6 separate regions of the Mus musculus genome follow, and all the other regions are linked to region 1. The links are chromatin loops, found by intact Hi-C in ENCODE. Cell type or tissue: heart. All regions are shown on one strand.

Evidence for each region. Hi-C counts contacts between places; a loop is a spot of excess contacts. Peaks named below come from ENCODE experiments on the same cell type or tissue, not always from the same donor. Only the 100,000 strongest peaks of a DNase experiment are listed, where the experiment ranks them.
Region 2: a loop joins it to region 1, with 3 times the contacts of the local background. A loop is called at or near these places in 10 of 42 quality-filtered maps.
Region 3: it touches region 1 in a loop (7-fold over the local background); 12 of 42 quality-filtered maps call a loop at or near these places.
Region 4: a loop joins it to region 1, with 6 times the contacts of the local background. A loop is called at or near these places in 41 of 42 quality-filtered maps.
Region 5: it touches region 1 in a loop (2.8-fold over the local background); 11 of 42 quality-filtered maps call a loop at or near these places.
Region 6: a loop joins it to region 1, with 4 times the contacts of the local background. A loop is called at or near these places in 12 of 42 quality-filtered maps.

Annotation. Positions count from the first base shown.
Region 1 is chr2:6,403,330-6,408,329 of GRCm38, forward strand. All of the region lies in intron 5 of Usp6nl (USP6 N-terminal like), which reads left to right. Among named protein-coding and RNA genes, the nearest start is that of Gm13388, 32 kb to the right of the region's middle. In heart, a CTCF peak has its summit at 2,152 (motif pointing left); a DNase peak (open chromatin) is centred at 2,132; H3K27ac peaks cover 1,161 bases.
Region 2 is chr2:5,992,674-5,997,673 of GRCm38, forward strand. All of the region lies in intron 8 of Upf2 (UPF2 regulator of nonsense transcripts homolog (yeast)), which reads left to right. Among named protein-coding and RNA genes, the nearest start is that of Upf2, 44 kb to the left of the region's middle. In heart, a CTCF peak has its summit at 3,041 (motif pointing right); no DNase peak of the experiment used is centred here.
Region 3 is chr2:6,191,182-6,196,181 of GRCm38, forward strand. It overlaps Echdc3 (enoyl Coenzyme A hydratase domain containing 3), which reads right to left. Exons shown (of 5, transcript NM_024208.4): 4 at 4,402-4,602. It overlaps A230108P19Rik (RIKEN cDNA A230108P19 gene), which reads left to right and starts at 2,070. Exons shown (of 7, transcript NR_040333.1): 1 at 2,070-2,140. In heart, a CTCF peak has its summit at 1,991 (motif pointing right); no DNase peak of the experiment used is centred here; H3K27me3 peaks cover 489 bases.
Region 4 is chr2:6,218,282-6,223,281 of GRCm38, forward strand. All of the region lies in intron 1 of A230108P19Rik (RIKEN cDNA A230108P19 gene), which reads left to right. Among named protein-coding and RNA genes, the nearest start is that of Echdc3, 7.8 kb to the left of the region's middle. In heart, a CTCF peak has its summit at 2,064; a DNase peak (open chromatin) is centred at 2,060.
Region 5 is chr2:6,002,066-6,007,065 of GRCm38, forward strand. Upf2 (UPF2 regulator of nonsense transcripts homolog (yeast)) reads left to right here. Exons shown (of 22, transcript NM_001081132.1): 9 at 1,480-1,588. Among named protein-coding and RNA genes, the nearest start is that of Upf2, 53 kb to the left of the region's middle. In heart, no CTCF peak of the experiment used is centred here; no DNase peak of the experiment used is centred here.
Region 6 is chr2:6,321,180-6,326,179 of GRCm38, forward strand. Usp6nl (USP6 N-terminal like) reads left to right here and starts at 1,578. Exons shown (of 15, transcript NM_001080548.1): 1 at 1,578-1,775. A230108P19Rik (RIKEN cDNA A230108P19 gene) reads left to right here. Exons shown (of 7, transcript NR_040333.1): 7 at 1-432. In heart, a CTCF peak has its summit at 2,168; DNase peaks (open chromatin) are centred at 1,612 and 2,072; H3K4me3 peaks cover 2,848 bases; H3K27ac peaks cover 2,148 bases.

The DNA of each region.
Region 1 (5,000 bases):
TGCAAGTATGCGTTTAATTAATTAATTTCTTGTTTAAAGGCTTAATATAATTGAGAACCACTAAAAAGTAATCTATGTATACCTTAATAATTTATTTAAAATGCCTTTAATCTAAGCACTTGAGTGTCCTACCGTGCCCTGTTTCTCTGGGGTGCCCAGAGCACAGCCTGCAGGCCTTCCGGAGAAGGCAGGGCAAAATCCAAAGCAGGGAGTCTGCAGCGGTTTCCAGGTCCCCCTCTGCTTACCCTAGCACTGTCCGCGCAGCGCCTAGCAAAGCAGGGAGTCTGCAGCGGTTTCCAGGCCCCTCTCTGCTTACCCTAGCACTGTCCGCGTACCGCCTAGCACCGAGGGAGGGAACTGGGATCCACAGGTCTGCCCTTTTCTCTGGGCACCTGCCAGACAGAGAGGGGAAAAGTGGAGCCTGGGATGGATGGAGCCTGGTTTGATTCCAGAGTTTGGAGGGGCTGCAGGAGAGAAGGCCTTCCTCTGGAGTTCTAGGTGGGGCTCTTTAAGATGAAGGCCTTCCTTGCAGCGATCCACTTATTCATACTGGTTTATTTGATGGTGGGTGTGAATGTACACACTTTATTCTGGGTGAACCGGGGATTAAATACCCTTTTTGGGAAGGAATTCCCCGGAAGAGAAGTTCATTACGGGGCGGGGTGGGATGGGGTGGGGGAAGCTATCTAGATACTTCATTAGCATAGAGAACTCCAGGTGTTTATGTAGTGATCTAGTGCCTGTGTCCTCAGTGGCGGGTCAGGGCTGCCTGTTTCAGAACAGGTCCCAGGGGCTGGGCTCATTAAATCTTAGCATTCATTTGCCTGTCTGCTATCAGCATCTCACAGGCCTTGAGAGGCACAAATAGTAGAGCTTGAGGTCATCTGGTCTCCATAGAGAGTTGTAGGCTAGCAGGCCTGAAACCCTCTTCATCTTACACTAGTAAAGTGAGGACTGTTTGTATAGTTACTTGTCAGCCCTTTCCTGGGGGACAGAGGGCTCCAGTGCTTTGTTCTTTCACACACTGCACGTGCTTATTAGATGACTGTCTCGAATATTTGTTCCTGCATTTGTGATGCTTGCATAAATGTGTGTGTGTGTGTGTTCACAGCATACATGTGAGAGTTGGTTCTCTCCTTCCACCAGATGGGCACTGGGGATTGAACTCAGGTTGTTAGGTTTGGTGACCTGTGGCTCTGACTCTGCCTGTTATTTTACCAGGTCTGTGGTCTGATACCCCCCCCCCCCACAAACACACACATAAACTTAGACTCAGGCAAAGTAGTCTAAGGTTAGAAACTAGCATTCTCTAGTGTCCGCCTATACCGAGTGGCCGAGCTCTGCCGTTGCTAGACACATGATAAAGATCTATCTGTACATTGTCATTGAGTTAGGTCAGGACGAGTTGTTGCCCTGCTGAAGTTTCCACTCTGCAGTGTGCAGCTGAAGCTGTGCTCTTTGGTGCTTAGGAAGTCTAGTGTGCTGATATCTGTCTTGGCAGGTGATGGTGGCTCTGCCCATCTGTTTTGGTCTATAGTAGGGCGTTTCCCGTTTAAAATAGGGACAGTGATCCTCCCTCCCAAAAGGATTGATGTGATGCTTGCAAAGTAATTTGGGTTCCCCCAAATAGGCACTTAAACAAATAAACAAACACACTCATTATATTTATCCAGTAGAGAACAATATTAATAATGGATTATATTATTTCCTTGAGCTTATTGATGTTTTTAATAAGGAGGAAAGGGTATATAAAACTATGAATTTTCATAGCTAAAGCTATGAAATGCAGTGCAGTATTTTGCATAATATATAAAATATGAAAGCCTTCCATTTTTAAATTTTTTATTTTGTTTGTGTGTGCATATACATGCATATGTGCACATGTGCCACTGTGGTGGGCATGTGGAGGTCAGAGGACAGCTTACAGTGAGCGGTTTGTTCTCTTCTTCCTTCACTGTGTGAGTCCTGAAGGTCAGACTCCAGTCAGGCGTGGTGGATGGCCAGTGTTTTACCCTCCGCCATCTGGCCAGTCCTCCTTTATTTCTTCTGAAGAACGCCTTCGTTTTACCCTGCATCCAGGCTTACTGCTAAGTGACCGCACATTGCAGTGGCCAGGTCTCCTGTTCTTCTTATCCTCTCCTGACCTCTGCTGGTGAGATCCAGGCATGGGTGACTCCCAGCAGCATTTACTCACACGTCCTTACTGTAGGACATGGGAGGACCAAAATGTGTACTACTGTCATGCTTTGCACACTATGGAGCACCTCAGATGTTGGAGTTTCTCCTCAGTGGACAGTTGTCACAGACCTGCTACTTAGTAGCAGATTGAGTGCCCAGCTGAATTTCTTGATTAATTATTTATTTACATCCCAAATGCTGCCCCATCCCCTTCCCCCCTTCCCCTTTACTTCTGAGAGGGTGGCCCCTGGTTTATTTCCCCACCCTGGGGCATCAAGTCTCTGGGTTAGGCACATCCTTCCCCACTGACACAGGACAAGGCAGTCCTCTGCTACATGTGTAGTACTAGGGGCCTCAGTCCAGCCTGGGTATGGTTGGTGGCTTAGTCTCGTAGAGCTCCCTTAGATCCGGGTTAGTTGACTCTGTTGGGGTTCCTATCCCTTTCAGGGTCTTCAATCCTCCGTTTTCCCAAGGGTCCCTGACCTCTGTCCTATGTGTGGCTGTGGGTCTCTGCATCTGTTTCAGTCAGCTGCTGGGTGGAGCCTCTCAGAGGGCATTATGCTAGGTTTCTGTCTGTAAGCATAACAGAATATCATTAATAGTATCAGGGATTGCTGCTTGCCCATGGGATGGGTCTCAAGTTGGGGCAGTTAAATGGTTGGCCATTCCTTCTGTTTCTCCTTCATCTTTGTCCTTGCATTTCTTTTAGACAGGACAAATTTTGGGTTGAAATTTTTATGGGTGAGTGGGGTCCTGCCTGGCTACAGGAGGTGGCCTCTTCAGGTTCCGTGTCTGCACTGTTAGGCATCTTGAGGCCAAATCAAAGGTTCACACGACTGTTTGGGGAGCTGGAGCAGCTCACAAAAGTGCCGCACTTACTAGATCCATTTACTAAAAACAGTCCTCTGAGGAGCAGCCAAATGGAATACATGTGCATGGGGTTGGAACCAAGGGACAGAGGTTCCTTGCCCTCCTTGAGTATGAGAATCTCTTGAGCACTTCAGGTGATCACCAACCGGGAAGTTGCTCAACTCCACAGCAGAGGACTATTAATGGAGGGTCTATAACTTAGCTATGGTCAGTGTGTGAGACCTGAGTGCAGTCTTCAGCGTCATCATAGACCACTCACAGCAGAGATGAACCCTGAGACTCCAGTCACTTTCGCCTTTTTTATTCAGATTCAGACCCCAGCCAACCCCAGTTAATGTAATCCAGAACTCCCTCACAATTATGCTCTGAGCTTTGTCTGTAGTGCTCAACTAACATAGAAGTCTAAACTACACTAGAGATTATCCAAGCTATAATTTCTTTCCTTTTTCTTTTTTAAAAAAGAATTATTTATTAATTTTATGAATATGAGCACACTGTAGCTGTCTTTAGATGCACCAGAAAAAGGCATCAGATCCCATTACAGATGGTTGTAAGCCACCATGTGGTTGCTGGGAATTGAACTCGGAACCTCTGGAAGCCAGTGCTCTTAACCACTGAGCCATCTCTCCAGCCCTGGTATATTTTCTTATATGTATAGAAGAAAGAAAATCATGCTTAATGGTTCTGAAAATGGTGTGTATATGTCTTATTCTTTCAGGATACATAACATTTAAACTAATTTATGGCAAACATTAATATACAAAATGTATCTTAGAAAAGAATGACTACTTCCTGAAGTGATTTATTGGTAATTCATAGTAGTAAAAGTGGAAGTCAGAGGGCCGCCTGGCTGAGTGTGTGACCCTTTTTGCTGGCTTGTGGATTTGGATGTTTGCTGTTGGTAGAGAAGGGGCTTCTGCTTCAGGGGGTCAGAGGACGATGAGGAACAACAACAACACAGCGAATGGTGACACAGAACAGTCTCTGGCTCTTTACAGTTTGGCCTTCTCTAAAGTCACATTAGTAAAACATTAATTAGATTTCAGTGCCCCACTGAGTTGTAAAATTAAACGTATTTCTGGACCTGTCTGCATCATTTCATTACTGATAATGCAATAAGGGCTGTTTAGCCTTTTGAAAAAGGGAATTAACATCTTTTGCTCACAAGTGATTTTTTTTTAATTACAAAAACTTATAAAAACTTTAAAGAGTTAGAAAGTAATTACAGAGTTTTATGACTATACCTAAAGGTAAGTTCCATAAAAAACATTCTCATTGGTGAGAATCTTTTCCTAAATTCAGGATTTTCCTTGGGGAATGTATGCTTTTAGATCTAAAATTATTGGTGGTGGGTGTGCCATCTGCCAGGGTACTGCCTGCCTTTTTGAGGCTGGAGTGGGACCAGTCAGTGAGGAGCCATAGTTTTTATCCAGGGAACAGGACTGCCTGTGTTAGAAGAAAGGGCGGCAGCTGGAGACAGGAGAGGGTGACCACAGAGCACAGGAGAACCTGCCTGCCCTGAGTGCCTCTGCCCTTGAGACTTGCCCTGCAGGCTCTATCTGCAGCCTCACTTACAGGCCTGCCCCAGAGGCTGACAGGAGCACACACCCAGATTGTAAGCTGATCTGTAGAGCTGTTGATTTTCCTGGGTGGTTTGCTCTTTTATTGCTTTTATCATAGTTATTACACTCCCAGGCCTAAATACTTAGAGAAAATGTATTTCCCTTCCTGGAACCCAGAAAGAAAGGAACAAAGCCCTTTCCGTGGTAACTTGCCTGCACATCCCCGTGGTAGTCTTGTTCCTTCTTAAAGCTCTTGGGAACTTGTGTCCGCTCCTTAGATAGTGCCTCATGGTTTTGGAAACACGCGTGTCCCTCCCACATCACCAGACAAAGCCCATCATAATCTTTGAGCTCCTCAGGTGGGGTCCTTTATAACTTTTTCACGTGACC
Region 2 (5,000 bases), 410 kb before region 1:
AAATCCTGCCTATATATGAAGGATACTGTGTTGTTGTATATTGTAAGCTGCAGGAGGAGGCCGTATTTGCTACTTTATCTCTAGCACTTACCACAATGCCTGACATCAGAAGTTGATAAAATTATATGACATGTTTAATGCCCTTTTTTATGCAGTTTGTGTTTGTTTTCAGATTCAATCTTAATTCCTCTTGTAAAGTCCTGGTGTGTATAGAGTGATTCTATAGAGTGACCTGCTAAATACTCTGTCTTCTTCACCCCTGGGATTGGAGTTTTTTCTACCATATGAGATATATATATATATATATATATTGGGAATGGTGACTTACCTTGTAAGCCTTAGTACAGTAGCTGTAAGCAGAACAGCTGTTCTTATTTCCCTGTGTAAATGTAATGCTCTTTAGGGTCCTTCTGGCATGTCTTCATGGAAGAAATCAGGTTCATTATGTTCCAGTTGTTGACTTGCTGCCTGTATTGTCATCAGACTGTAAAAACAATCAGCTTTTTAGGAGACAGGACAAGAGTTTGGATTTTGTACATTTCTAATACTAAGACGTGGTTTTGAACTAACTGTACATTGCTGGGTTTTGTAGCTTATAAGCCTTTAAGCCTAGAACTTGAGAGGCTGAGACAGAAGGTTTGCTCCAAGTTTGAGGCTAACCTCAGATATACAGTTAACTTAAGACTACCTTGGGTCAGAGGGCAAGATCCTGTCTCAGAATGAAAACCAAACCAAAACAAAATGCTTTGTTTTAAAATATTTGAACTGGTTTTATATGCTATTTAAAAAATAAGTTACATTCTCAAAACAAAGTGCCAGGGGTCTTTTAGTAAAAAAGTATCCCTCGTCCATTCACCCACTTTCCATGACTGCTCGTGGAAAACCACTGTCTTGATTCTTACTTGTATCCTCAGGTTTCTTTTGCATATACAAGAAAAACAAATATAGGTTCTTCCAACCTCTTATGTATGTCTTTCTTCTCAGTATGAAAAGCTTTCCCTTGTTCATTCTTCGAAGACCGCAGTGTTTCTCTTTACGAATATACCATATTTAACCATTTCAGGCTTCCCAGCCTTTTCCTGTGATTGACAAAGCTATATTTGTACTTCCTTTTGTCTTCTTGATTATATTAGTTAGTGGTTTATTAGTTTTGGTCTTTTTCCTACCAAAGCTCTCCCTAGCTTTTAGATCTGGCATTAATTATATTGTCTTACTCTTATAAATTTGGGCCTTTTAAAAAATTCATTTCTTTGAGGTTATTTCATTCTGTTACTTTAAGTGTGTTTTGGCCTTTGAGTGTGGATCTAGATATTTTTTAGTTTTGACATGTGGTGACTTTATCATTTTTTCTATGATACTTGTACAATTTGGCTGCCTCTGAAGAGGGTGGTTTGGTTCCTGGCAGTGCATCTTTTTCCTGTCATTAATGGCTCAGCTTCCTCATTGCCATTCATCTGGAAACTTTTATTATTTCTTGAATAAGAGAGATACCTGGTACCCTTTAAAAGGTGTGTGTGAGAGAGAGACAGAGAGAGAGAGAGACAGAGACAGAAAAACAGAAACAGAGAAAGGGAGGGAGAGGGAAGGAACACAAGTGAGTAGGGTTTAGTATAGATGGTTAGACTATTCTGGGCTGAGAAAGAAGTATTAGGGGTAAAAAGTTACTTTTTGAGCTGTTTGGATCATATAGTATAGGCTTGAACTTGCTTAAGAGAAAAAGCAAGAACGTTGTTTTTATTATCTCTTTAGAATCCTGGCTTCCTTAGCCATCCATGCATATCTCTGCTTCAGCCTCCTGTCCTAAACGGCTCCTCCTTTCTATAACACTTTGTTCATCATCCTCCCTAAGGATGGAGCCTTACAGAGTGTCTATTCCTTACTGTGGCTGGGATTCCTTTCATCTAACATAACCAGGCTGAAGGTATGCTAGCGACAGTAGTGACGAGTAGCTCGTTTACTAATTACTTACTGACCATGAGTATAGAAGTCCATAGAGCATATGTAGATCTTGGTAGTGAGCTTAACTGATTTCCAGTGTATTTTGTGAGGAAAATGCTGAACTCTTAATGCCCTTTATCCTTCTTTTCCCTTTTAAATAAGAACTTTGGGGGATGGAGAGATGGCTCAGCAGTTAAGAGCATTGTCTGCTCTTCTGGAGAACCCAGATTCGATTCCCAGCGCCCACATGGCAGCTCACAACTGTCTGTAACTGCAGTATCAAACAGAACAGGCAAAACATCAATGCTCATGAAATAAAAATAAATAAATCATTAAAAATGTAAAGATATATATGACTGACATATTGAAAACAAACAAAAAATGACTACTGGACAATTCTTTTTAAGTAGAAACACCTGACCCCCTTATACCTGACTTCTTACCTGTAGCATAATGTTTTCAAGATTCACCCATTTCCTAGCAGGGACCTGCACTTGAGTGCTTTCTGTAAAAATTTGCAAATTTGGAAGTGGTGGTGTTGTATTTGTAATAGCCACACCACATTCAGAGAGAAAATAGAAATTTTTACATGAAATATTTAATCTTTAAGTATGCATGTGTCTGCCATCCAGATCAAGTTCTGCAGCATTTCATCATCCCTAGGTCACTTACCCAAGCGAGGCTTTGAGTTTACGGTGAGACGTAGGGAAGAAAGTGCTTTAAAGATCTCTGCTTATTTTAATTACTGCTGCCGTGTGTGTTCTTTTAGTGCCTTTGAATCCTCATGAAGTTGGCCAGGTGCTGAGAGGTAAAGGTGCAGGATCTCGTTAGGGCGTGTCAGTACATCAAGCACCACACTGGGTTTCTTCCACACAGGGCATTCTGTAACCTTGGCTGTCCTGGAACTCACTATGTAGACCAGGTCTTGAACTCACAAAGGTCCACCTACCTCTGCCTATGCGTGTTAGGATTAAAGGCCCAGCTGGTTTTTGATCTTTTTTATGAGACTTTCAAATTGGGTTTCTATCCTCACTAAATTTAAAACGGAAAGAATCTGTTTCTGTTTTCGTTTTGCTTGCCTCTATTAGTGAACTATACCACGTGGTGGCGCTGTTTTATTTAGAATGTCAGCACTATAGAAGGGGACTTGGTTGTGGTTTCCAGAGAAAATGACCCCAGTCTTTTATTATATTTTGTCACTTTGGAATCATATTTATGTATTTATGTGTAACCCAGGTAGGCCATGGAAAGGTATAGGACAGCTTGTGAGAGTTGTTCCTCCTTTCACCCTGGCTTCCAGGGATCACACTTGAGTTGTCAGACTTGGTGACAAATGCCATTTCCCACTAGGCCTTCTTGTTGCCCCGTTGTAATTTTTTTCTGTGGTAAAATTGCTGCTGTTGTTTTTCAGTGCCAAGAATCAAATCTGGGGTCTTACACATGCTAAGAAAATGTTCTGCAACTCAGAGCTCCTCCACCTTTTAAATGGAGCTATAACAGTATTCTTTCATATTCAATGTTTTCCAAAGCAGCTTTGAGAAGAGATAAAATTAATAGCGTTCAACAGTAAATTTTTTTTCAGTTTTTTTTAGATAAAAAAATGAGGTAGGCTGAAACAGAAGGTTTTTGAGTTTAATATATAGCTCCACCTATAGAGTTAGCAAATTTATGGCCAGCTATACAGAAGGATTCTGCCTTTGAGGGAGAAAAAGGGGAAGGGGGGTGTTTTAGTCAGGGTTTCTATTCCTGCACAAACATCATGACCAAGAAACAGTTGGGAAGGAAAGGGTTTATTCAGCTTACATTTCCACATTGCTGTCATCAACAAAGGAAGTCAGGACTGGAACTCAGGTCAGGGAGCAGGAGCTGATACAGAAGCCATGGAGGGATGTTCTTTACTGGCTTGCCTCACCTGGCTTGCTCAGCCTGCTCTCTTATAGAACCAAGACTACCAGCCCAGAGATGGTCCCACCCACAAGGGGCCTTTCCCCCTTGATCACTAATTGAGGAAATGCCTTAGAGTTGGATCTCATGGAGGCATTTCCCCAGCTGAAGCTCCTTCTCTGTGATAACTCCAGCTGTGTCAAGTTGACACAAGACTAGCCAGTACAGGGGGCATATTTTTTAGAAGGCTAACTCACTAATGGATTAAAATACAGGAAGACTTTCTCCTCGGGAGCAAGCACATGTGAGTTCTTGGTCTTTGTATGTCTTGAGCTTAGTGACTGAATACTGATCATTAACTGCAAGTGGTGCCTGTAAGTCTGTGAGTCTTAGAAGGAGCGCTGAGGTTTGATTGTTTTAGGAGAATTGTCTTTACATTGTTCACTATTTACTGTTGGTTAATAAGTAATCATTACTATCAGAATATTTAGAATTCAGCCTTGAGAAGAAGGATCTTAAATTATTTCTCATTTATTTTTCAGAAAACTGAGTAGATTTTTTTGCTCAGTATTGTGATGCAGAAGTTTGCTCTTTGCCAGGTCTCGTGGCATTTGGGCTATATAATCCCAGCTGTTTCAGAGATTAGTGAATCAAAAAACTCTCAAATTCAGGGTCTCCATGGCCTGGGAAGAGTTTGGACAATCTTAGCAACTTAGTAAGACATTGTCCCAAGAAGCAAGATGAGAGCAGGGTTATTTGCCTAGTATAAATGAGGTCCTAGATTCAAATCCCTGGTATGGAAGAAGGAGGGATGGAGAGGAGAGAGAGGAAGGAGGGAGAAAGGGGGAAAAGGGAAAATGTGCTCTGTAAATTGACTAAAATACTTGGTTTTCTATTTTAATAACTATCACATGGTTGATGCTATCTACATTTTGCAGTTTAGCTCACTTAGGCTTTATGTCTATTCCTAGGTGAAAAGACAAAGAAGCGTCCTAAACTGTATTGTCCCAAGAGTGACTTATGATAGCCATGCTTTCTGTTTTGAATGAATGAGCTTATTAAATAAAAAATAAGGCCAAACATGGTGGCGCACGCCTTTAATCCCAGCACTTGGGAGGCAGAGGCAGGCAGATTTCTGAGTTCAAGGCCAGCCTGGTCTACAAAGTGAGTTCCAGGAC
Region 3 (5,000 bases), 210 kb before region 1:
CACAAGGGTGGAAGAGGTTAGCCTAGAGCACTCTGGCATGTTGCTCTTCTCCACATGTTTGAGGATAAAATATTAGACCAGAAGAAGGATACATTTCCCCACTAAGCCTCTGTGTCTACAATCCTGGATTCTCTCCCTTCATCCCAGAAGACCAAGAAAGAATTCATGAGATCAATACCTCATGCTCAAGGATGACGTGTGCGGAACAAGATCAAAGGCCAGAAGACATTCTACCCCTGCCTTTGGGATCCTAAGCCATCCTGCCAAGCTCATCCCCTCTCTAGGCTTCAGTTTCCCTTTCTGCCTACTGGAGCCACATGTTTTTACAGCATGAGGTTAGAGGGTGACATTCAGTAAGGAAAAGGCAGGTTGTTTTCCCAGCTAATCAGCACAGTCATATCTTAGTATCTACGTTTTTACACTGTGAGTTTACAGGATCTTCAGATGAACTAGAAGAAAAGATACCTTCACCTCTATGCTAATGGCCCCATACTGCCATTCAGGGCGGCACCTCTTTGGTCACCCTAAGAAGTTGGTAAGTCAGTAGTTCTTTACTCTAGGGGGACATTCATTCAAAATGACAATTAAGATTTGAGGCTGTGACTTAACCTGGTTGTCAGACAATCTTCTAGAAAGGAGAGGTTTGGAGACAGACACCAGAGTCAAACCAACTGACCCTTCAGAGTCTGATCCGTCCTCTGGACAGACGAATGGGTACCTGCATTCTCCACGCCCTGGTGATTATTCCAGATAACAGATTAATCCGAGATAACGGAATTCTCGGTAGATGCCAGTGAGTGGAGTGACTAATATTAACATCCTCACTCCTACTGGATACTTCTGTGACTCTGACACTGGCTTCAAGGCTTCACAGCACCTGAGCGGATCAGCAAAGCAGAGGGGACCACACAGATGTGATGGCTGTGTGCTGCAGCATCCTGGGGCCTCTCTGCTTATCTTTTGGGTGGGCCCCATGCCTTGGTTTATCCAGACTGTAAGAACAAAAGGCCATAAACTGTGTGGCTGAGAAGCAGGAAGATCTCATGCTCTGGAGGTTGGGAAGCCCAGGTTCAAGGCATCAGCAGATTTAGTGTCCAGGGAGAAAGCTGACTCCAGGTTCAGAGACTGATGTATCACTGTGTCCTCACATGGGACCTGACACCCCTTTCCCACAGACTCTAGTCCCATCATGAGGTTCTACTCTTGACCCAACATCACATCCCAAGGCCCCACCTCCAACAGCTGTCACTTTGATGATTGCACTGCAACATATGAACTCAGGGAACAACACATTCAGGCTGTAGTAATGGTGTCTGTCTTCTTGAGACTGTGGACTGCAGCTTGAGGAGATGCAGGGAGAAAGAGGAATGAGTGGGGGAGGGTTGGATACGGTGCACACCCACCAGGTGTGCACAGGTTACACACACCAGATCACTGCCCTCATCTCGCCGGGAAACTAGGAAAAGTTGCTAGCATGCATGGGTGCTTTTAAGCTGCATTTTCTAAATTATGTTAGGCATGCAACTCACTGTTAAATAGTCGATATGAGTCATGTCCGAGTCTCTGTGGGAGTTGTGGTATGGGTGAGGATCGAACTCTGAGTTAGACTTGTGGGAGATAAGGGTGTGCAAACACACAGCCAGGTGGGTAGGTAAGCGGAAGCAAGGATTTTCCCCGTGGTGAAGGGACTGGTGTTGGAAGGAGACTCGAGTCCTTTCTAGCTTTCCTGGAATACTTACTGATATACTTATGGGACGCCTGATGTGCTGGCTCTTAGCTGTGCATGGCCAGCCCGGCCTCGGGAAGAGAACATCTGGAGGCAGGGCTTTTATATAGCACAATGAAGATGCATGGTTGAATTCAAGGGAACGACTTTAAAAATAAGATGAATAATCATGCCTTGACACAGTATGCTCAACTCCATGGCTTTTGCCCAGTAGAAGAACTGCAGTCTTTAACTTTCCAGCACAGCAGAACATTTTCCTAGAGTGCCCAGCAGAGGGAAGTAGAGTCCAACACATGTTGTCCTAACACCTAAGTAGGAAAGGACTGAGACGTCCATCCAGGCCAGTTTGCAAAAGCACCTGCCTGCTTCTCTGCGGATAAACACAGGGACCTATTATCACCAGCAGATGCAATGGTACGTTCACAGTGTGTGCTTGAGTTCACTCTTCTTCTGGGGGGCCAGAATATGAAGAGAAACTATAATTCTGAGTGTGTGTGTGTGTGCGCGCGCGCGCGCGCGCTCATAAGTGTGCATGCACATATTGGACTGGGTGCACGTGTGCACGTGTATTTAGAGGTCAGAAGTCAACCTTGGGTGGTGTTTGCCAGGAGCTGTCTACCTTGTTTTTTGAAAGGCATCTACAGGATGTCTTTCAGTGGGTAGAAGTTGCTGATTACTTAGACTGGCTGGTCCCAGAGCTTCGGGGATCCTCCCGTTTTGGCCTCCTCAGCTCTGAGATGACAAGTGTGCACCGCGAGGCCTGGCTTTGATGAGTGTGCTCTGCAGATGGAACTCAGGGCCTCCTGCTTGTGCAGCTGGAATTTGCTGATGGAGCTGCCTTCCCCACCCCCAGGACAGACTGTTGTCGTTTGAGAAGGCCTGCTTCCTGACAAAACGTTCTTTGGCAGGGAAAAAGCGATTCTGGTTCTCACGATGCCCTTGCCCCTTCATCTGTCACACTGTGCAGATTACGCAATGTGGTTCCGAGAACTGGGCTTCCATGGAATTCAAGGGATATTTTGGTTACATTTCTCCTCTTTCTTTTCAAAAACAATTGTAAAGTTTGACAGTCTGAAGTTTCTAGGAATTCTGATAAGCCTTAATTTAGAAGGCTTGCTATTTTTTACCCTGTCAATAGGACTTAAATGCCTTTACCATGGAACCTTCCAGCAAGTCATGTGTTGGAAAGAGGATGAACCAGTATAGCAACTTCTTGCTATGAAAGGCTTCATGGTTTCATCTGCAGTTACAAGACAGTCCTTGAGTATCACAGGAGATTTGTAATCTATTTTGACTTGAAGTCCAGGCAATGATATAAGAAATATTCACTAAACATGGCTGCACTTAAGGCAAATATCTATCTAAAATAATAAGCAAGCACCTCCCCTTTGAAAGATGCTTGAGCAAACCCTCACCTCTTGCAGCTTGTAGCCCACTTCCAGCCTGGTGTCCGCATACTGGTTTGTAGTAAACTGCAGTATCTTCATAGGTGCACCCGTTTCTGCCAAAACTAACCAGGAGGACCTGGGGAAGGGCAAAATTCTCCCAGGCACCCCTTGGCTCTACTGCTGTTTTCCCTTCAGGTCTCACTTCTTTCTTGCCTCAGGCCTGTGAGCCACTGTTAAGTTTGGCAGTTGTTTCAAGACCAGATAGCCTGTTCTCCTTGCTCGCTGCATATATAGGTTTGCGCCTTCGTTTCCAGATTTCCCACTGAGAACAGGATGTCTTCCTCCCAGAACAGACACTGTGGTTTTCCGCTTCATGGATGCCCACTGAACGCTATTCTGTGAGGTTTTGGACGGAAGACAGCTTTACAAGGGGAAACAGACTTGATTGTCATTAGTGATGACAAGACAGCTCCGACACACAGCTGCTCCTTGTGCAGAGTCCCACAGTATGGACAGGCTAGTTCTGGTCTAACCACTGTAAGCCCAGCACTGTAAATCAGACACTGTAACTCCTTTCTGGAATGAGAATGGTTGTCAAGAAATCACTAGCCAGAGATTCAGCCTCAGCCCCTTGTCACTGGCGCTGTGTCAGCGCGCTGTGCACTGTGTCTCCTGGGCAGCCATTTGGTGGAACAAAACTGTTTCAATTGCATTTTCAAATGAGATTACACAAAGGCCATGCTTTTCTGAAAAGGAAAAACCTAAACTGTCATATTGAGGGGCTTGTAAGATTGAGATATGGCGAGTTCACAGGTTGACACGTGCTGTTTGATGCTACAGAGGAACAGGCAGTGAGTGCTGCTCTCCCCAGCACAGAAGGACACTAGTGGTTTTGGGCAGAATGTCCAATATAGAAGATGGAAGATACTGTGGTAGGTGTGTGTGTGTGTATGTGTGTAAGCCAGAGGCTAATTTCTGGTATTGTTTCTCAGGTGCTATGTATCTTGTTTGTATGGGGGAGGGGGTTGGGGGAACAGGATCTCTCACTGGCCTAGATTCACTGAGTAGCCTTGCCTGGCCAACCAGCCAGCTCCAGGTATCCAGCTATATCTGCCTTCCCAGCATCAGGATTGCAGGAGTGCACCACTCCACCTGGCTTTTTATGTAGGTTCTGGGGATTGAACTCAGGTCTTCATGCTTGTTTGGCAAGCATCTCCCCACCCCCACAGAGGTACTTTTCCCAAGCTAAATCTGGAACCCATGAGCACGGAAGGGCAGTTCAATTACCTTTCTGGGCACTGCTCTCCCCAGGGCGACCGCGGGGGTGGAGCAGAAAAGTCCAACATTCACTCCAGGAGTTGCAAAAGAAGACTTGTCACTTGCCACAGCAATATCACAGCTGGCCACGAGCTGGCAGCCTGCAGCTGTGGCCAAGCCATTGACCATGGCAAGGATGGGGACCGGGTGGTTCCGGATCAGCATCATGACCTGCAGGACAGATATAGCCACTTCACTTCCATGCAGCACGAGGTGCCAACCACCTGTCACATGACCTGACTGACTTCTCAGAACACCTTTCTCATGAATTAGCTCATCAGAATCTAAGCATAAAACCACCAACTTGCATTACATCTTCCATGAAGCAGGCTGTGGAGTCCGGTTCACAACTGGTTCCCATGAGGAAAGACCCTATTAAGGAACAAGGACATGGGGGCGGGGGTGAGTCATTTACCTAGGGCCAGAACATGATGGCAAGTGGGTGGGAGCAGAGTTTAAGCAGCCGGCTCCTGCCTCCCCAGCGCCCCGATGGAGAACTGTGGGAACTCCTTCACAACTGTCAGTTCTCTGCATCTCGGGACAACCTTTCTGTTAAAAGTCTGAAATTG
Region 4 (5,000 bases), 190 kb before region 1:
GAGGATGTGTCTTTGCTTTTTGTTCCCTTTAAAGACCCACAGGTGCTTGGAGACTGCTGGAGAAACCAGGCTGAATACAGAGACTTGCAGGGAGCCTGGCGTCTGGGGTTTGATGTGGGCATGAAGGAAGATCCCGGCCTCTTCAGTGTGCAGAGAAAGGAAAGTGAAGGGCAGATTTTCTCACTCCTTTTGGAATGATTTTTGAACTTTCTAAAAATTGTCTCAGCTCTCTTAGAAAGAAATGGGATGGGGTAGTTCAGAGGTACAAAGGGTAAGAGGTGGCTAGGAACTTACCTTCAGTTATGATTCCCCCACCCCACACCTGGCTGCATCTCTGTGTTTTGACCCATCTTCCCTGTGTCTGTCTCCCCATCTCCGAAGCTTGTAGAAGGGTCAAACCCTTTCAACCAGAGAGGCTTCCAATCTTCATGATTCCCTGTAGCTACACATGCTTCTTTGTGTCCCAAACATAACTATTTTATATTTTATTTATAATCCAGCAACCATTACCCAAATGCTCTTTTTAAACTTCAGTTTCTTCCCAAGGACCTACGCCTCAAGTTGAGTGGTGGTTATATTAGAAATCAGTTGAGGGGAAGCACGTGGGGTGAAGGTAGCTCTCTTTTTTGCTATTGAGCACAGATTATTTTTGTTTGTTTTGAGACAGGCTCTCTCTGAAGCCTTAACTGGCTTGAAGCTTGCTACGTAGACCAGACAGGCTTCAGACTCCCAGAGACCCACTTGCCCTGCCTCCTGAGTGCTGGGGTTAAAGGTGCACACACTGTTGAGTTCACTCATTTGCCTTAGGTAGAACAAACTCGGCACCTTCCGTGAGGGATGGGGAAGAGTGGTATGCATGTGTGCACACAGCATCACGACTAGGCATCTCAGGAGTCAGGCCCTTTGAGGGACACTGTGTGGTCCACATCTGTTTCCAGATGCTATTTCTAAATTGTAGAGAGATAAAGCTGTTAGCCACTCCCTGTGGTGCTGATCCCAGGCTCATTGCAGGGCCTTACAAAGCTAGTGCGGACTAGAGTCAGTTTCCTGCTACATGACCCTGCCATCCTCCTTCTCCTGTTTCTGTTCCATGTTCACACCAACCCTGCTTCACACATTTTTTTCTGCCTGATTTTATTAGGTTTATTGACAGGTAACAATTGTATATATCTAGGGTGTCTGAGGTGATTTTTGTGTGTCATCCTATTTATTTACTTATCTCTCTCTCTCTCTCTCAATCTCTCTCTCTCTCTCTCTAAATACCAGGGTCTTGTGTAGCCTAGGTTAGCCTTGAATTTGCAACATAGCTGGAGCTGGCCCTGACCACTGTCCAAGTACTGGCCTCAGTAACACAAAGCTAGCTATTCTTTCTCTGGTTCTGTGTGTTTCTTCCTCGATGACACTAGCTGCTGCTTACAGTATCTCCTGGCTGAGCCCTGTATCATGTCCACTCTTTAAAGCAAGTATTAAATACCTCGTCCTGAAGCTGTTCAGATGTCCTCGGCTGAAAGTCACTTTGTTGTCCTCTAGCCTTCTCAACATTTTTATTTATGGCATTTAAGAGCGTCTCCCCACCTTTCTTTTCCATCCCAGGCTAGCCTCAGACTCACTAAGTAGCCAAAGATGACATTGGCTCTTTCTCTACCCATAAATACAGGAGTTACAGATGTGTGCCCTCACATCTGGCCCTATCAGGTTTTTTGCAGTTCTTTTTTCTCCATATCTGCTGTTTCCTATGACACTAAGGATTGCTTTTTTTTTTAACCTTTTATTGGTTCTTTGTGAGTTTCACATCATGCACCCCAATTCTTCTCATCTCTCCTACTCTTCATAACCATCTTTCACCCTTTCAATGAACCCCCTGGCCCCACCCCACACAACAGAGAAAAGAAAATCTCATTGTGGAAGCTGCAGACACTAAGGGTTTCTTAAGGGCAAGCTTCACACCCTAACTATGCCTGTATCTGCTACCATGATGCTTTCCGATGTCTGCAGACAGGAAGTGTGTGAATGGTTGATTCAAAGTGATTATGGGTAGCCAACTGAAATGGCAGTTCCCTCCAGAGACACATGGTGGTGCTCTAGCCAAGCAGAGTTACACAGATCAAACCAGACTCGTTTAGTTTCTCAGCAATTTTAAAGATGGCGAATCCTTTGATTGCTGTCTCACCTGTCCTATCAAGCAGCTATGGATGATGGGAAAACAAATATGAAAGTCAACTTAATGAGCAGAACAAGACAGAAAAATCAGACGTGAAGACACTATCTACAGAGAGACAAGCACCTGCTTTCTCTGAACAAGGTCCCTGACACCCCAGCTAAGGATATGACAGAGACTGTGGGCCTCTGGTGAAGCCAGGCTGAGGCCTGTGTGCTGGGGAGAAGCTGCCTTCAAGTTGTCCCTCTTTTACTGGGAAATTGTTGTTGCTTATGTGACAGTTCTCAAGTACCCAGGCTGGCCCAGGTCTCCCTGTGTAGCTAAGGTTAACCCTGGCCAGCTGATCCTTCAGGATACAAAGGTGGAATCCCATGAGAATCGGCCAATGCTCTACCATGGTGCGCCAGCCTACCTTTGTTAATGGTGGGATGTTGTACAGAAAATGAGCCCTAATAGCTTTGTCGCCTAAGTTAGCGAAATTGAGTATTTTTCTTATTATTTTTCTAAATGTGCAAAACATAACGTATAGTAGATACAAGAGTGCGTATTCTGAAGTAGCCAGCTCTCCCCTGCAAGGGTGCTTGCTGCCTTGAATTTGCCTTTCTTTCCCATATTGCTATTATAAGACTGTAGTTTTGTGATTGTTTGTTTGTTTTTAAACGGGGTCTCGTGTATCCCAGACTTGCTTTGACTTGAGACGTTACAGGGATGGCCTCTAGCATCTCACCCTTCTGCCTGTACTTCCCTGGTACTGGGTTTACAGCCCTGCATCTCCTGGTACAGTGTATAGAGTTGGGGGGATTGGAATCTAGGCTTTGTGAACGCTAGGTGAGTTTCAACCGAGCCACAATCCCCAGCTCCACTAATAAGACTTTTAGAGTTTACCTCCTTATTTTAATAAATTAGATTGCATATTGAATAAACCGAGATGCAAGAAACCAAAGAAACTGACAGATTTCAAAGCCATGTCAGGAAATGAAAGTTGAAGTGTGATTAAAAGTGATTTACAAGCTGGGCGTGGTGGCTCACACCTTTAGTCCCAGCACTCAGGAGGCAGAGGCAGGCAGATTTCTGAGTTCAAGACCAGCCTGGTCTATAAAGTGAGTTTCAGGACAGCCAGGGCTACACAGAGAAACCCTGTCTCAAAAAACCAAAACCAAACCAAACCAAAACAACTCCCCCCCACCCCCAAAAAAAGTGGTTTACAGATTTAAGCCGTCCTTGGCAACAGGTGACACTGTCTCAGAATAACCGAATGAACAAAGCTTCAAAATGAACATGTAAATTCCTGCTCATCTTTCTCCATCCTCCACTGCCCAGGTGCTTTGTGTGAGTGCATATCTCTCTCAGAGTCTTTCTCTCTCCTTCTTTGTCTCCCATCCCCTCTCCCATCCCCTCTCCTGCTCTGTGTGTCTAACTATACAGTTGTATAAAGTTTGAGTGCTGGATTCTTAGGGACTGACAGCATTGGTGTGGACTGGTATCTGGGTGATAGTGGTTTTCAGGGTCTACCATAGAGTCAGAGAAGATTCTGGAGGGACAGACAGAGGTTGCAAAAAACCCTCACTCTGAGTCTGGCCTCACAGAGGACAACATTGAGAGGTGATTCATGCACAAAGGTCATGAGAATAGAAGGTCTTTGTCAACGCTTGCCTACCTAGATCAGGCAGTTGGTTTGATCTTATTTCAGGGACTTGCTGTGCATACAAAGGAAACAATCACCAAATTCCACTGGGCCTCCAGCATCTTATCTTTTAAAAAATAAGGCACAGTTTGAAGATCAAAACTGATTTCATGGGAAGAAAAGAAACCTTGACTTCTGTAGTTGCTACTGCGGGTTTACGTGATAAGCATGCAGCTTTGATTGCCACGATTCTCCTCCCCATCTGGAAGTCTGGGCTGTCAGACCACAGAACTCACATCTGGATTTGTGGGAGAGAACACCCCCACCCCGTTTGATTTAATTACCATACTGATTTAATGAGTTACCGTCTATGCAACTTTTTTCTCAGATTATCCCTTACTTTGTTTTTAAAAGGGGTCTTCAAAATAACTTGTCAAAACACCAGGAAATAGAAACAAATTGCAGATGAGGGGCTGATGAGATGACTCAGTAGGTAAAGGGGCTTACTCATAAAGTCTGAGGGCCAGAGTTCAATTTCCAGGACCTACACTGACTCTTGTACATTGTGTGTGTGCGTGTGTGTGCACACGCGCGTGAGCACTAAATAGCAAATAAATAAATAAATGTAATAAATAAAATATAACTAAAAATACAAAGGTGAAATGGGGCTGAGTTTCACATCTTGAGCACTCTGGTACCTCCCCCATCTCTGAAAGTCATCCTAAAATAGCCTGTAAGCTTCCATAGGTCATGGAACTGAAAACCAAATCAAAGTGGTGATCAAATCAATTATGACTCAAATTTGAGAAATAGAGAGGCCTGTTTTATATTCCAGTTACCTATGTTTTCTAAATTTGATGGTACAGTGACTCAGAGCTTAAGAGTTCATGTTGTTGCCGGGCGGTGGTGGCACACGCCTTTAATCCCAGCACTTGGGAGGCAGAGGCAGAGGCAGGCGGATTTCTGAGTTCGAGGCCAGCCTGATCTACAGAGTGAGTTCCAGGACAGCCAGGGCTAACCCTGTAACTCTGTCTCGAAAAACCAAAAAAAAAAAAAAAAAAAAAGTTCATGTTGCCAACCCTGATTACCTGAGTGTCAGCCCTGGGACTCACTCAGTGAGAAGGGAAATGTTCTGTGACCTCCATATATGTACCATGGCACATATATTTCCCCCCCAAAATAAATAGATTAACAAAAATGTATTCTATACTATGTAGC
Region 5 (5,000 bases), 400 kb before region 1:
GTTTTTTTAATTTAAATTGCACGTATTTACATGTGCCACAGTGTGTGTATGAATGTCAGAGAGCAGTGTAGGGGAACTGGTCCTTTCCCTCCACTGTGTGGGTCACGTGGTTTGAATTTGGGTTTCCTGGCTTGACAGCAGCTACTTTAATTCACTGAGCCATCTCGCTGGCCTTCGGGTTTTGTTTAGAATATAGTGTTTTTGTTTATAACTTATTTTTCTACCTTGTGAATAGACAGTCCTCTTCCCTTTTTATAATAGTAGACATTCTGAGGTTAAGGGACACTCTTATCATGCATGGAAAAGTTTTGTTTAAAAACAAAATGTTAAAACTTAAATATTTTGAGAGAAATTATAGGGGGTTAAAGAAAAAAGAAGTTTTTAAGATTTTAGCCCTAAATTTACTTTTCCTTCCCATAATCTCACATCTCCAGCCTTTGTCTAAGGGTCAGTAATTCTAATTCCAAATCTAATTTACAGCCTGTGATGACAGGAAGTCCTTTAGTGATAATGACCCATTTGTTTTTCTACCCTAGTGAGTGGTACAGGGCTCTATGTGGGGATGGTTATAAACTGTAGGGTTATTTGTCTGTGTTCTATGCGCGTCCAGCTAGCACGCATGGCTTGTATTGGTGCTGTTTGTAGTGTTTACTTCCCATCTCTGCACTGTTGGTCCTGCTGTTGCCTGTGTAGCTGCCTTTGTTTCCTTTTACTGCTCCTCCTCCCCAGCCTGTGTGTGGAATGGATGAATACTCAAGGTGTGTATGATATGAGCTGTGATGGGAATGGAAATAAGTTGTAGTTTGTGTTGATTCCCATCAGCAGTGGCTGCCTGGAGTATTAGAGTAAGTAAGCAGGATTCTGGAGCTGCATCCACACTGACGGGAAAGAGTCTCTGTCGGGGGAGGGGCAGCAGCATGAGTGGAGCACATTGCCACTGACACGTGGGCAAGGAGGGTCTGGATGGGTTTGTGATGAACAAAGTCTGCTCAGACTTCTTGGCATTATGTTAATATCTCATGAGTACTTTTAGTTCTTGGTTACTTTCTTACTTCAGAAACTGAGATTTACAAATGCCTTACCCCTGGGTACATACAGGCAGCAGTTTGAAAGAATTCTGGTTTGCAGTATTGAGGTTGGCTTTAGGTTTGTAAGTATTTTGTTACTGAGCAATTATGTAATTAAAAATTTAAGTCATGTCAGAATGCATTTTCTTCACATAGTATTTCATATATCAAAATTACACACTTAGTTGAAATACAGACTAGGAAATGCCAGGTTATTAGTCCACTTTTACAAGGCGTACTGAATTTTTAGGAACTTCATAATGGCAATAAATTTGGCATATCTGAATGGTGATTGATTTTTTTTTTTAAGAAATTATTTACTATGCGAGTAAATCTGAGAAAGTTAAAGTTTTAAAATGAATTATTTCTGGTGTGTCTTTCTTTTTACACATATTACATATAACTTTTGCAGGTTGGATTTGCTACCATTTTATGCAAGATTGGTTGCTACCTTGCACCCCTGCATGTCTGATGTAGCAGAGGATCTTTGTTCCATGCTGAGGGGGGATTTCAGATTTCATGTATGTATTTAAGCATTTATTTTGTAATAATTATATGTTCTAATAAGTCGAGTGAGGAATCTTTGAGCATAATGTTGTTGATAAGCATTGATAGTGACACAACAGTTGAGAATTTATGAAATTTAAAAATTTTAAAGTGTAGGTATGCTTAACAAAGTTTAAAGAGTTGCTAGTGCTGTTCCAGCTGGGAGGGGAGCTGTTGTTACGGTCTTGTCCTCCCACAGTAGGTATTGTACCTTTTCTTGTCGTGAATTAAAGATTATTCTCCAAGGTCTTACTGCTGACCCCAGAAGAAAGAGAATTAGCCTGGAAGACAGTTGGGTATGCTGGCCCATAAGTGCCCCTTTAGATGTCGAGTTCCAAAAGTCGAAAGTGTAACAGCTTTCTTAAATTCTAAGGCACCAATGAATTCTCCTGTTGCCTGTGACTTATTGATAATTGCCTTCACAGTTTTTATCTTGGGTAGTGTTAAGTTCTTTAAAGAGCATGCTGGTAAACAGCAGCTCTTTATCAGGTAGCTCCCTTCCTTTCCAGTTTTACAGCTGGACTATGTTAGTGGCTCTCCTGGCTTACTTACCCAGTCACCTTATGGAAGTAAGGTTGCAGACCTTCAAATACTTGGTGGTAGGTGGTAATGACACTGCTAGAGTCTGGTCGTGGACATTGCTAGCCTATGGAACAACTTGAAGTTCTGTTTACAAAACTTTAGAGTAAGTTGTTTGGAAGGCCAGTAAAGCTATTCTTTACTGTGTTCAGTGACCACTCAACTGCACCAGTCAGCAGATAACCTCACAATATAGCTCAAAAAATAAGACACAAATAAAAAAGCAAGCGGAAAATAATAAATTATGATTGTATACCTGTATGATTGTAGACTTACTGTAGTGTGAGTGCTTTGAATTCAGAGCAAGAAAATCACATGAGGGACAGAATGGTCTCTAATTACTTCTTTTAATAAGTGTTTGTTACTATCTTTGTTGATTGAGATTTTCCTGGGCTATTTTTGCTTAAGTGTTTTAGATTTTTCATAAGCAGTAGTGAGTCAGGTAAGCTTTCTGTGTTTAGAGAACTTGGGAAACACTGAGCTCATTAAAACTTAACAGTTTTGTTTTCATGTAAAACTTGAGAAAACTTTGTGAGGGTAACTGTGCTCTGTGACTGTCCTAAAGGAGTATGAGTATATACCCCGTAAAGAACACACTTTGATAAATGCTGCTACTTCAGGAATAGATACAGCAGAAGCCATATTCCTGGCTGTGTAATTGATCCCTTGTACCAATGAGGAGCTTTTACACCAGTGAGCACTATGAAAATGCTATATCAATTGTCTGCATTGCTTTACCAACCAAACTCCGAATTAAGCAAAACACAAATTGTTGGACTAAGTATGATTAGTACATTTGGTGAAAAACTTAAAAATTAAGAGCATTCTATGAATGTATCTCTCTCTTACCATGCAAATTGAAGTGGAAGTTGAAAGGATTGGCATAGTTTATACTGCTGCAATCTTCGGAGCCCACTGTTCTCAGAATAGTTAGTTGAGGTAATTGATTATTTTTCCATCTCTCTCAGGATCTCTCCTACCTTATTCTGCAAACCTTCTGTTGTAAGTTAGTTCTGTTAGACTTTAACTGTGCTTGATGTACTATATCAAACGAAAAAGTAGCAGCTCTAAAACCCACATAGTAACATCTGGTTAACGTAGTACACCCTACAACACTCATCTTTCATTTCCTTGTTTGGAGACAGGGATTCATGTGTCCCAGGCTAGCCTCCAGCTCACTGTGTAGTGTCCCAGGCTAGCCTCCAGCTCACTGTGTAGCGGAGATGACCTTGAATTTAGAGGGAAGACCTTGCTCTGGGATTTTGGGGTAACGTGTGTTACCATATCCTATTTTTTTGTTTTTCCTTTTTATTGGAATTTTTTAGGATATAATTTTTTTCTAAAATCTTCACAGCAACACCCTTGATAGAGACCACTAAGTTGTCATGATTACTCATTAGTTGGTGTTCTTGTAGATTCTAAACTACTGGATTCTGCTGATTATTTTTTTTAGAGGACATCATGCTGGCTCCACCATGTTGACATTGTGACTTGGACTTAGTTACGCAGGTGCTGGAACATCTATTCAAGGAGAATAATTTTGCTCTTTGAAGCAGTATGTGTCTTTAGAATTACGTGAGATAAACCAGGTACGCCCAGTACCTAGCCTAAATATTATTAGAATATTCTTCCCTGTATGCTGCCAGTTCATTTTCTTTAATCTTTTTTTTAAGTTGGGTTTGTACCCTTAGTCTTTGCCCTACCTTTTTGTTTGTTCAAGACAGGATTCATGTAGTTGAGACCAGCTTCAAACTCATACTTGTAGTAGAGGCTGGCTGTGAATTGACCTCTGTATTCTACTTCCACGTGCTAGGATCCCAGGTGTGTACTACCACTCCTCACTCAGTCCTGAGTCTCAAGTGGGAACACATTATATGGCTTCAACTGATGCCTGTTTTTCCAAAGCGTTAAGTCACCAAATGTATGTGCCGTGCTAGAGCCTCTCCAGTGCATAATAGTTTTCTTGTCCTTTTAGAAACCAATTGTCTCTACTAAACAGACTCAATATTTTTTTCTAAAAACATCCTTATCTTTTGCTTCATTGAATGTACTTCTGTATTTTTCTCATAATTCAGTATATTTCTGTTCAGCTGTCACAGTCCCTTCATTCACTCTGTAAAGTTCTCAGCTCCTCCTGTCACAGCCTTCTGAAGCACTCGGTTCTAGCCACTTCCACCATGCCTGCTGCCACTGTCTTTCATAGTCCACAGCTCGTATGACAATAGCTCTTTAACCAGGTTTCCCTGTCTCTGTCTTCTATCTAGGTCCAATATATTGCCACAGTATGATCATATTTACCCCCTTAAGAATCTCAGCTGAGAAGTAAAGCTGATAAAACTATATGTAGTCAAAGAAATTCTAGTTAAACAATGGATTTGCTAATTTGACAGATCAATAAAGCTAATAGAAGTGAGAAATCAACATTCTTATATACTTCAATCAGGTAAGAATTTAGATAAACACTTTGGCAATATGTTTCTAGATCGTTAGAGACATTCATACATTGAACACGCCTGAGAAATTTTTTACGAAGCTTTGTTTACATCGTGAACTGTACTAGGACAAAATAATTACCCCAAAGCCCAACAATAGTTTTTTTGTTTTTTGTTTTTTTTTCTTTTAAGGGGGTCTGATGATCATGGTGCCAAAGTGATAGTCACCAAAAATAATTTCATAAAATTTTGTCTTTAGATAGTGCAACTATGAGGAATATTTTGTTTCTATCTAGTATTATTCTTTTTCCTTCAAAGGACCTCGGAGTCTGCTTCCTTAATAGAGAGGGCAGCTTTTAAGTAAATAATCTTTACT
Region 6 (5,000 bases), 82 kb before region 1:
CTTCTCCTTCAGTTTGTGAAGCAAGCTGTGTCCAGCATTGCCCCTCCAACTCATTGATATTTTTGTATTTGTGGTAAAATTTCTGGATGAATTCTCTTGAGCCTCTGTGGGGTTCCCAAGGTATCCGGAGAGACGGTAACTCAAACGTTATACTTTAATTCAGTAAGTGTCTTTTGGAGGACTTCTGCAATCTTCAAAGCACAATGTAAGTACATGCGTATGTGCATGTGTTGTCATCAAAGACTTGGAAGCTGTAGGCATTGTCACAAATGGAGAGCTCTTTGGTGACTTGCTAATTTTGGAATTCTATTCCTTATATTTGAGTGTTGAAAAAATTCCCATGACCATCCAACTTTTGACCTGATTTTCACCAAACCAACTGTGCCATTTGTACATACCAGAATAAACAAATCAATAAACAAAACAAAACCCAAAGTAGTGTTTCCAAACCTGGTTTAAATGGAGACCTGAATGAAGGGATGCGCGCGCGCCTGTCTGTCTGTCTGTCCAAAAGGCCCTGGGTTTCACTGGTTAATCAGCATTTGAGAGTCAGAAGTGGCCTCAGAGGCCATCTAAGACCCAAGGAGTCACAGGTGTTAAAGTCTGCAAGCCCAGGAAGGGCCAGGACTCTGCCTCTCCTCAATTCCTCAAGGAACACAGTTTGCAGTGAGTGTCAGGTTTCACCAGCCTGGGAAAGAGTAAACGCAGTGCACAGTTGCCAGCTATAGTAATTCTAGTTCCTGGAAACAAGGACAGAAGCCTTTTAGCTACTCGCACACCCAAACCTTTGCTGCTTCTAGTGAATAAATCATTTAACCGTCAGCAAATTACAGTGTTGGGAAGTTTACATCATCCCCTTTTTACATCAGTTCTTAATGGAAGACCGTGGGGATTAAAACTCTTGACACAGAAAAAGCTGACCTAAAGAAAGATGGGCCAGGGAATGAACACTGTTTAGGCAGCAAAAGGCTTGCACACAGTAGCCTACTTAAAGTTGTGCTGATCTGAACTCTTGGCATAAATGCCTGGAAATTGACTGTGTGACCTTGTGTCAGTAACAGAGCCACTCTGTTGACAGATTCACTGTGCACACACTACCAAGCATTTGTTTGCGCGGGGAACAACTCCACGAAGCAGGTACAGTTTCCCTCTCACTTCACGGGTGAGGATACCGAGTCCAAGAAAAACCCAAGTGCAGTAGGCAACGTCTGAAGGCTGGCGAGCGGACGGGCCTCATCCGCGAAAGGCGCCGTGCTCTGCCGGCTGCCCTCAGGTGTCAGACACAGCACTGGTCCCAGCCCGTGAGTAGCTCTGGAGCGATCGCTGGGCGCCGCCGGGTCGGCGGACCCCCTCTTCATGCAGAGGGGCTCGGGCCGTCGGCCTCCGCCCGCAGCCCATCGAGCGCGCGCCCGGCGGGAGCGCGGGAACAGCGCACGTGCCGCCGGGAAGGCAGGGGCTGTCCGCCCGCGCCAAGATGGCGGCGGCCGCGGCCGCAACGGCGACTGTTGGCGGCCGGTGAGGCGGGCGGGGCCGGCGGCGCGGAGGCGGGGTCCCGGGAGAGCCGCCCTGGGGAAGGCGGGGGCCGTTTCCATAGCGGCGGCGGCTGGAGGTGTCGCGCCGGGGAACTTCCTGGTTCCCGGGCTCGGCTTTGCCGGGAGCCTCCTGGAAGGGAAACAATGGGGCGGAGGGCACTGCGGTAGCCGCCGCCGCCGCCGCGCCGGACCTCTCGGCCTCCCGCGACTGGCCGCCGCCGCCGCCGCCGGGACCGCTTGGAGGTAACTTCCTTTTCTCTTCAGCCGCTGCTACAGGGGCTGGCGGGGTCTAAAGGCGAGGGGGCCAGGTCGGAACTGGCTCCGGGCAGCCGGTCGCCGCCATTCCCGGCCCCGGGCAGAGGGCACGCTGCGGCGGCGCGGCCTGGCCCGAGCCGGCTCCCGTGGACCCCGCGCGCCGTGTTGCTCGCGCGTGGGGGTGGTGGTCTGCGGTGTGATTGACAGGCGGGCGGGCGCGCGCGCGGGAGCGGCCGGGCGGGGGGCCGAGAGGGCTCGGCGCTGCGTGCAGACCCCCGGGGAGGCGGAACGCTCCGGCCGCCTTCCTCCCCCACCCCGCGTGCAAGTTTCGGTCCCCGGGGAGACGTGTCTCCCTTGCAAGTTTCAGTTGCGTCCTGCGGGAGCGCGAGTGGGCAGGACCCAGGCAAACTTCGTTCGCTGAGACGATTGCCTGGGATGCCGCAAGAACTTTGGAGCAGCCCCGGGGAGGATGGGCGGGCGGGAGGGAGCTGGAAATCCGTGCGCCCCGGCAAAGTTTTGCTGGCTAGTTTGGGGCTCCGGGAGCGCGGCGTTTCTATAGGGGATGAGCACGGTGGCTCGCAGGTGTTTTAATGCAGAGAATGAGAGAAGTCTTACTCCATGGTGGGACGTTCATATATGTTGAGCATCGAGATCTCTGGGCTCTTCTTTAGGCACACTCCGTATAATCGACAGATACTTTTTTTTTTTTTAAAGATTTATTTATTTTATCTATATGCGTACACTGTAGCTGTACGGATGGTTGTGAGCCACCAATGTGGTTGTTGGAATTTGAACTCAGGACCTCCGGAAGAGCAGTCAGTGCTCTTAACCGCCCAGCCATTTCTCCAGCTATCCACAGATATTTTGAATTTTATTTTTAAAATTAGCGTACAAGGTGTTAGCTAACATCACGGCATTTTCGAATAAAGCTGCGTTAGTAGATTCTTCTGTTCACTCATTCCTCCTACCCCAGATGCTTTTTAAGGAGACTAATATGCGTTGTGCCTTATGGAAAGGCTCGGTGAATTGGGGCAGTACTGCGACACGAATGGAAAAAGTTGTAGGGACAGTGTTCAAAGTATTCTTGCTGGAACAGTTTAGTCGTGGATCCTTCCTTCCTTCTTTCCTTCCTTCCTTCCTTCCTTCCTTCCTTCCTTCCTTCCTTCCCTTCTTCCATTCCTATGTAATTAGATCTATGAGACAAGTTGTTTCATAGCTCAGAAAAGTTTCGCGGTACGGTTGATTGAGATGACTCGTGACCAATTCCCTCCCATACTGAATCTCTGGAAGTTTTCTCGGTGGTGGTGGGAACTAGGGCAGAGTTTTAAATTATTTCCCCTTTCTTTAACTCACCTTAATAATCAGTAAACTGGCATTTAAACAATGACTCACTGCTTTTCTCACCAAGACCCCACAATTAACAAAATATTTCCTAGTTTGTCATAATTTTATAGGTGAAATTGTAAGCATGCTGTCTCGTTCACTCCTTAGTTTGTACTCTCTCCAGGCCATTATGCTGTAAATCAAAATGGAAAAGGAAATTATACTAATAACAGTATTAATTAACTTGTGCGGGGGGGGGGGGTCGGGACGACGACGACACAGAGCCCTAATTGCAAGGACAGGTGCCCTCAGTTGAAGAATCAGGGCACTCCCACAAAGGTATTGAAGAAACATCCTTTGTCTGACTTTAGAGTGTGGTCCTGAGCCCTAGTGCTGTTCGCCACTTTTTAAATCAGACTACTGCTCTAGGTTGGGCTTGGTTCTGGTGAGTATAATCCATCAGTACCCTTTTGCCTTAAATATATATATTTTAAAAGATTTTTTTATTTTATGTGTATGAATGTTGCCTGCATTTTTGCGTATGCACCACACATGTGCTTGTTGCTCTCAAGAGGTCAGAAGAGGATGTCAGATCTCCAGGAACTAGAGTTCTGAATGGTTGTGGGCCATCATGTATTAGCAGCAAGTGTGCCTAACCACTGAGCCATCTCTCCAGCCCTCCATTACTCCCTCTCAGGGTGTTTTGTGGTGCAGGTAACCCTTAGCAAGGACAACTGGTCTGGTTAAACAAGTACCTGAGGAGAAGTGGCAGACGTGGTGTTGGGTGTATAGTGACTGATCATCTTCATGCATTGAGTGGGAACCAGCAGATCCAGTCTGGGGCTCCAGGGCCTAGCTTTGTTCTGTAGTGTATTGGCCTAGCTTTGCCATCATGACGAATTATTGTTACATTTTGTAGCCAGGAAATGATTTTGGTTGAAAAATTGAGGAATGTTAAGGAAGTCAAAGAATTTAGAATACTAAAACTTTGAGAGTTGCTACTTCAGGTATCGAGGAGGAGACATTTTCTGGCTCTGAGTTTAATTCTACTTTAACCATCCTTGTTTTGTAACCAGTGCAATTCAGACTAATTACCACAGACTTACAGTTTGCCCCTTCAGTGTAATTTGTGAGAAGCATTTTCCATTTACAGATGTGATCTAATTATACAGTAGAGAATAATTTTCTCCTCTAAAAGGTTTCTACCATCTTTTGCAGTTAACCTAAGAATCACAATTTGAAGAGAGTCTGGCCTGTAGCATCCTTCCACATAGTGGACAGGGATTAGAGAGTGTGGGGATTAGAGACACAGAGACCATTCCTGGCTGGCTAGTATCTATAGGAACTCTCGTTGCATGACTTCATTCTTCAAAGCTTATTGTTTCATGAAATTAGGATATTTGAGGGTGAGAGGGAAAGTGTGTACACAGTACAGACTGAGGGAGACTGAGGTGGAGGTCATAGGAGAGTGGTCCCTGCACAGCCTCTGTGCTGCTGTCACTGCTTAAAGAGAAGCTCCTGAACCAGTCCCTCATCGTCTGCCTCAGAGTCATCCCAGAGAGTGAGTCACGCTTGATCCTCACGGCCACACAGACATGGAAGAGACTGTCCACTGCACTGTCTGCTTTTAGAACTCTTGGGTTACTGTTAGTTTCTATGGCTGTTAAACTTGGACTAAATGCTAAATAAAATATCCTTTAGTTTTTTTGTTTTTTGTTTTCAGAACAAAGATTGTAAGGATCATTGTTGATTGAGTGTGTTTCTTTTTCCCTTGTTGGCTTAGACTACCTTATTTAATTAAACATACTCACTCTTCACAAAGCTTTAGGAGCTGTCTACCCTAAGAGAAAATGTCTAGTAAGTATTGGGGTTGTCTCATTTGCTTGTAGC